2 separate regions of the Homo sapiens genome follow, and region 1 is linked to region 2. A link is a loop called in an ENCODE intact Hi-C map of the cell type or tissue named here. Cell type or tissue: CD14-positive monocyte. All regions are shown on one strand. Links, peaks and the distances in the headings refer to the core of each region. The heading gives the core; the rest is flanking DNA. Region 1 has its middle 16 kb from the start of IMPDH1. Region 2 has its middle 4.0 kb from the start of RBM28.

Evidence for each region. A loop is a pair of places that touch in the nucleus more often than their neighbours do. Peaks named below come from ENCODE experiments on the same cell type or tissue, not always from the same donor. Only the 100,000 strongest peaks of a DNase experiment are listed, where the experiment ranks them.
Region 1: a loop joins it to region 2, with 5 times the contacts of the local background. A loop is called at or near these places in 20 of 110 quality-filtered maps.

What each region holds. Positions count from the first base shown.
Region 1 is chr7:128,424,605-128,427,519 of GRCh38, forward strand. No RefSeq gene overlaps it. Among named protein-coding and RNA genes, the nearest start is that of IMPDH1, 16 kb to the left of the region's middle. RefSeq lists a silencer at 1,288-1,447. In CD14-positive monocyte, for the core only: CTCF peaks have their summits at 1,358 (motif pointing left) and 1,557; a DNase peak (open chromatin) is centred at 1,367; H3K27ac peaks cover 252 bases.
Region 2 is chr7:128,346,446-128,349,360 of GRCh38, forward strand. No RefSeq gene overlaps it. Among named protein-coding and RNA genes, the nearest start is that of RBM28, 4.0 kb to the left of the region's middle. RefSeq lists an enhancer at 1,300-1,379. In CD14-positive monocyte, for the core only: CTCF peaks have their summits at 1,299 (motif pointing right) and 1,508; a DNase peak (open chromatin) is centred at 1,316; H3K27me3 peaks cover 94 bases.

The sequences.
Region 1 (2,915 bases), core at 133-2,632, 78 kb after region 2:
ACATAGTTCCCATTAAGTCCAGCAACAAACAGGCTGGAAATCCAACTCTTATGCCCCTTACTCCATTCCTTGGATTCATATTCTTATTGCAGCCATGCCCTAATTCCACTTCTGGGAGTAGGTGGCAGGTACCCCCCTGGACCTGAGGTTCATCATGCTGTAGGGCAAATCATGTGGGATGGAGCAGGGAGCTGTGGGAAAAGATATTCCTCCATAGTCCTGCCTGAGGCTTTGGAGTAGATCCCAGAGAGTCCCTTGGCCAAAGTTATGGGGACTAGCTGAGTGATGTGGTGAATGTCCATGAGCTTGGCAGACAGAAGCCTGGCTGAAACCCTTAGTTCCTTCCATATTAGCTATATGACCATGGACAGGCATTCTGGGTTGTTTCTTCCTCTGAAAAATGAGGATGATAGTGACTTCTGTTAACATGCTATGAGGAACAGCAGTTTATTAATATTAAGTAAACACCTGGCACATAGCAGTTGCTTCATAAAGCTATTATTACCATGATAGTTGAAGCCAAACAGCTGCCCTGAGAATTTTCATACACACTCTGCAGACATGAGCTCTGGCAGCCTGAGACTTGGTTTCACTTGACCTCGGGCTGTGTTCAGAGTGAAAGGATGAAGTATTATTGTTAATTCACTAAAACTAGTGTTTTATCTCCTAACTATTGGAATGATTTCATTGTTATTGTTTTCATTACATGTGCACACCTAACTTGCATGGATGAAATATAAGCCTAGTATGAATACAGATGTCATAATCAAAGACAAAATGGTGATTAAAAAGAAGAAATCTAGAGAAATTGTTTTGCTAAACTCTCTTACCGAAGAACCTTAAGCACATTAAAAATTAGCTTTAGGCCAGGCGCGGTAGCTCACACCTGTAATCCCAGCACTTTGAGAGGCCGAGGCGGGCGGATCAACTGAGGTCAGGAGTTCGAGACCAGCCTGACCAATATGGTGAAACCCTGTCTCTACTAAAAAATACAAAAATTAGCCGGGCGTGGTGACAGGCGCCTCTAATCCCAGCTACTCAGGAGGCTGAGGCAGGAGAATCGCTTGAACCTGGGAGGTGGAGGTTGCAGTGAGCCGAGATCGTGCCATTGCACTCCAGCCTGGGCGACAGAGCAAGACTCCATCTCAAAAAAAACAAAAATTAGCTTTAATTTTTTAGTTTTTACAACATGGCCTTAATTTTAATCTTGAGTTTGTAATTACTTTGTGTACCATGGTACAGTGGCTAATAAAAATAAGTTAAATCTGTAAACAGTCACATAAACTTTTTCAAAGCAAATTGGCTTGGATGGCTGCACCTGAATCCATGTCGGGGGGTGCTGAGACAAGACTGCCCCCTTCTGGGACTCTCCAGTACTGCAGTGACTCCTTGCTCAGGCAGGCTCTTTGCCTTCATTCACTGGAATGGGGCCCTGGTAGAACCGGGGCCATCCCTTTCTGTCTTCACAGCTGTGGGCCTCTCCATGGTGTTCAGACTGCTAGAGGACAATGGTCTTCAAGTGTCTTGGGTTTTCAGAAGCCTTTCTGGATCTCTCTTTGAGGAAAGAGGCCGCATCTACTCCTCAACATTGCCTTACATTGGTATAGGCTACCCAGTTTAAAGAACAGTTTCAGCTGGGCGTGGTGGCTCACGCCTGTAATCTCAGCACTTTGGGAGGTCAAAGTGGGCAGATCATGAGGTCAGGAGTTCATGACCAGCCTGGCTAACATGGTGTAACCCCGTCTCTACTAAAAATACAAAAATTAGCCGGACGTGGTGGGGGACATCTGTAATCCCAGCTACTCAGGAGGCTGAGGCCGAAGAATTGCTTGAACTCGGGAGGTGGACGTTGCAGTGAGCTGAGATCGGGCCACTGCACTCCAGCCTGGTCGGACAGAGCAAGAATCTGTCTGGGGGGAAAAAAAAAAAAGGAAAAAAGGACAGTTTTACACTCATTATTTCACATGTCATCATAATCCTGTGACTTAAGATGAGACACAAATGATTATCCTCCTTGTACACGGAAGAATAAAGGTTAAGAGACAGTAAGTGGCTTGCCCAAGAGCACACAGCCAGTAAATGGGAAAGAAGTTCTAGAACCCAGGCCTTTGGATATGGGGTTTGCATTCTTTCTTCCTAACCATAATAAAAATATTACCTTTATTTCCACAATATTCTATTTACTATGTGGTAGGTCAGTGATTTTCAACCTTGCTGCACACTAAAATCTCCTGGGGTTCTTAAATAACTCTCCTATCTGGGCCCCTCCTCCACCAATTACATTGAATCCGTGGGTGGAGTTCCAGACATCTGTGGGTTCATTAGCTCCTCCAGGTGTTTCTAATGTACAGCACCAAGTGCCATGTGTGGGGGCTTTATAAACACCTTCTCATTTAAACCTCCTCACAAATCCCATCAGCTAGGTATACCAGCCACGTGCTGATAGGATACGTAAATTGCCCAGCTGACCTTAGATAGCCCCTAATACCACAATTCCCAAACTGTTCACTAAGGTGTTCCAAGTCTCCACAATGGATTCACAGAGATTCCACATGATATTTGAAAAATATCAAGGAAAGTCCAGGTGTGGGGGATCACGCCTGTAATCCCAGCACTTTGGGGGGCCAAGGCGGGTGGATCACTTGAGGTCAGGAGTTCGAGACCAGCCTGCCAACATGGTGAAACCCCGTCTCTACTAAAAATACAAAAAAAAAAATTAGCCAGGTATGCTGGCAGGTGCCTGTAATCCCAGCTACTCAGGAGGGTGAAGCAGGAGAATTGCTTGAACCTGGGAGGCAGAGGTTGTAGTGAGCCGAGACCGGGCACCAAGGGAACTATTGTGTTAGCTTATGGTAGTTCACCATTTTTACAGTAGATGGCGATGCATTCCTTCTAATGACATAATATCTTTGCAA
Region 2 (2,915 bases), core at 320-2,819:
GGATAACAGGCATGAGCCACCATACCCAGCCTAAACTTTATTTTTCAACATTAGCTCCATCAAGTTCAAAACACATTTGTAAGCAATGATACCAGCCACTTAGTCCATCTCTAAAGAACTTAAGGTCTTTGGAATTTAAGCATGTCAATGCAGTCTCTCTCTCTCTCTCTCTCTCTCTCTCTCTCTCTCTCTCTCTCTCTCTCTCTCTATATATATATATATATATATATATATATATATATATATATATATATATAATTGAAGAAAAATGTGAGCCCCTTAAAGATTTTTTAAGATTAGGAAACAAAACTAAGTCAGAAGGAGCCAAAATAGGACCTTAAGGTGGATGCCTAATGGTTTCCCATTAACACTCTTGAAAAATTGCCCTTGTTTGAGAGAGGAGTGAGCAAGAGCACTGTGATGGAGAAGGGCCCTCTCTGTTGAAGGTTTCCCCTAGGTATTTTTCTGCTAAAGGTTTGGCTAACTTTCTCAGAACCCTCTCACAATAAGCAGATGTTATCATTCTTTGGCCCTCCAGAAAGTCAGACAGAAAAAAAAAAAAATGCCTTGTAGGCCCGGTGTGGTGGCTCATGCCTGTAATCCCAGCACTTTGGGAGGCCAAGGCGGGCGGATCACCTGAGGTTGGGAGTTTGAGACCAGCCTCAGAAACATGATGAAACTCCATCTCTACCGAAAGTACAAAATATTAGCTGGGCTGTGGTGGCATGCACCTGTGGTCTCAGCTACTCTGAGGCTGAGGTGGGAGGATCGCTTGACCTGGGGAGGCGGAGGTTGCAGTGAGCTATCGTGCCACTGCACTGCACTCTGGGTGACAGAGTGAGACCCCATCTCAAAACAATAACAATAAAAATTTAAAAATAAATTTAAAAATATTACTCAGGAAAGGAAGCTTTGAAATACAAAACAGATTTTTAAGGTTGCTATGTTAATCCTATCCAGGATAAAGAGAAACAAACAGATAAAGGCAATGGGATGGATCATGTAACAAAGTTGGTTTGGGACTCCACATCCTCCTCTTCCTTCTCCTTCCCTCCTGCCCACTCCTATCACCTTAGGAATTAAAATTCCACCCCCAAAGATTAAATTGTGAGCTTCAGAACCCCAGCTAAGGGGAAGCCTTCCTAGTCCTGGCTGCAGTCTGTACAAGGAAAACAATCCTGAGAAGATTGTTCCAATATTCCTTTGTGAGACCCTCCACAAATGCTAAGTTTTAAATAGCTCTGATCCAAATCTTCCTTAATTTAGGACAAATCTAACTGTGTCTCTATGCCCATCAGGGGGCAGCAGCCACCCACAGTGCAGGGTTCTGTGCCCTTCTGGGAGGACAACAGTGCAGCTGACCCTTTCTACCCTCCCCACGGTTCAGACCTGGTTCCCCGATCTGTCTCTCAGCCCAATCCCCTCCAATCCATTTATATCAGGGCAGGCAATGGTTCTTTCCTCAGGAATATTTGCTCATCCATCTACCCAAGACACATGCAGCAATCTTTATTAAATAGCAGGTGCTGTGCTACCCTGCATCACACCAGCAATGTGGCTTCCAGGGGAAATAAACTGCTGGCCTCCTCCTCATCCATCACTGTGCAGGAGCCAGGAAAGGAAGTAAGAGAGGCCTGGGCTGTTCTCAGCCAGCCTCTTCCAGATCCCATCCCTCTAGCTCCACTCCCCCTGGCAAGCTAAACCTTCTTATAATACAGAATAGTTCTTGGCCTTAACACTTGTCACAACTATAATTAATTACTTGTGCTATTGTGATTATTTATGTCATTAGTTGTTTAACATCTGCCTTCCCCCAACAGGCTTTCAATTTCGTAAATTCATGGCTGGTGTCTACCTCGTTCACCTGTCTATTCCCAGCACCTAGTACGTCATAGGCATTCAGTAAATATTCTTTAAGAGATTGAATGAATGAATAAATGAATGAATGTGAGTTTGTCTTTCAGTCCCCACAATACCAAGACTTGGAACTGAAGGGTGTAGGCATTAGGATCTACCTGGATTCTTCCTGGGAAACCCACTCTGGGTAAGGGATGAGGCATGAGACAAAAGGAAAGGATCCTCTAAACAAAATCTTGGCCTCTTTATGAAGTAAAAGGGCTGAGGTTATCCTTGCTGAGGAAAATCAAAGAAGTGTTGGAGCTGGTGAACACCGAGCTGTATTCCCTCAACTCCCTCCTGCCTCCCCCCAACTCCATTTAGAGCTGCCATACAGAAAAGGAGTGTATGTGCAGAAGTGTGTGTGTGTGTGTGTGTGTGTGTGTGAGAGAGAGAGAGAGAGAGAGACCAATAGACAGGCCAACAGAGAGACTGGCTAGGGTATTCAGGGCTTGGACTGCTCTTTCGGGAAGTGTGTGCATGAACCCAAGGACCCTTGTTGGGGAGAGTGAGTGAGAGAGACAGGAGCTGGCAAGGACCAGTGTGAGGAAGAGATGGCATCGAGGAGCTGAGTGTGAGCAGAGGCAGATGAGAGGCAGATAGAAGAGTGAGTGGGAAAGAAAGGGAGCAGTTTCTCAGAGCAGCAACAATCCTTGCATGACACAAAGCAACTCTGATGCTGGGCCCACTGCAGCCACTATGACACCAGTGAGAAATGCCTGTAATTAGGAGGTTGGCAGTTCTCTGGGCCTCAGCCCAGAGTGAGGATGCAGCAAGAATTTCTGAGCCAGGTGATGGAGGAGACGCAATCAAAACCATTCTAGTCCCATCCCTCCACCGCACCGGCACCACCTCCCTCCCATTTCTCTTCCCCACTATGATTCTCTCTCTCCTCCAAACACAACTGATTCTCCTCCTCCATCTGAGGTCCCAGGCCCTGGACGCTCCTCTCAGCCAAGACAGATGTTCATCTGCAAGGAGAGTAGTGCTTGAATTCTTCCACTCCTGCATTGGACCTG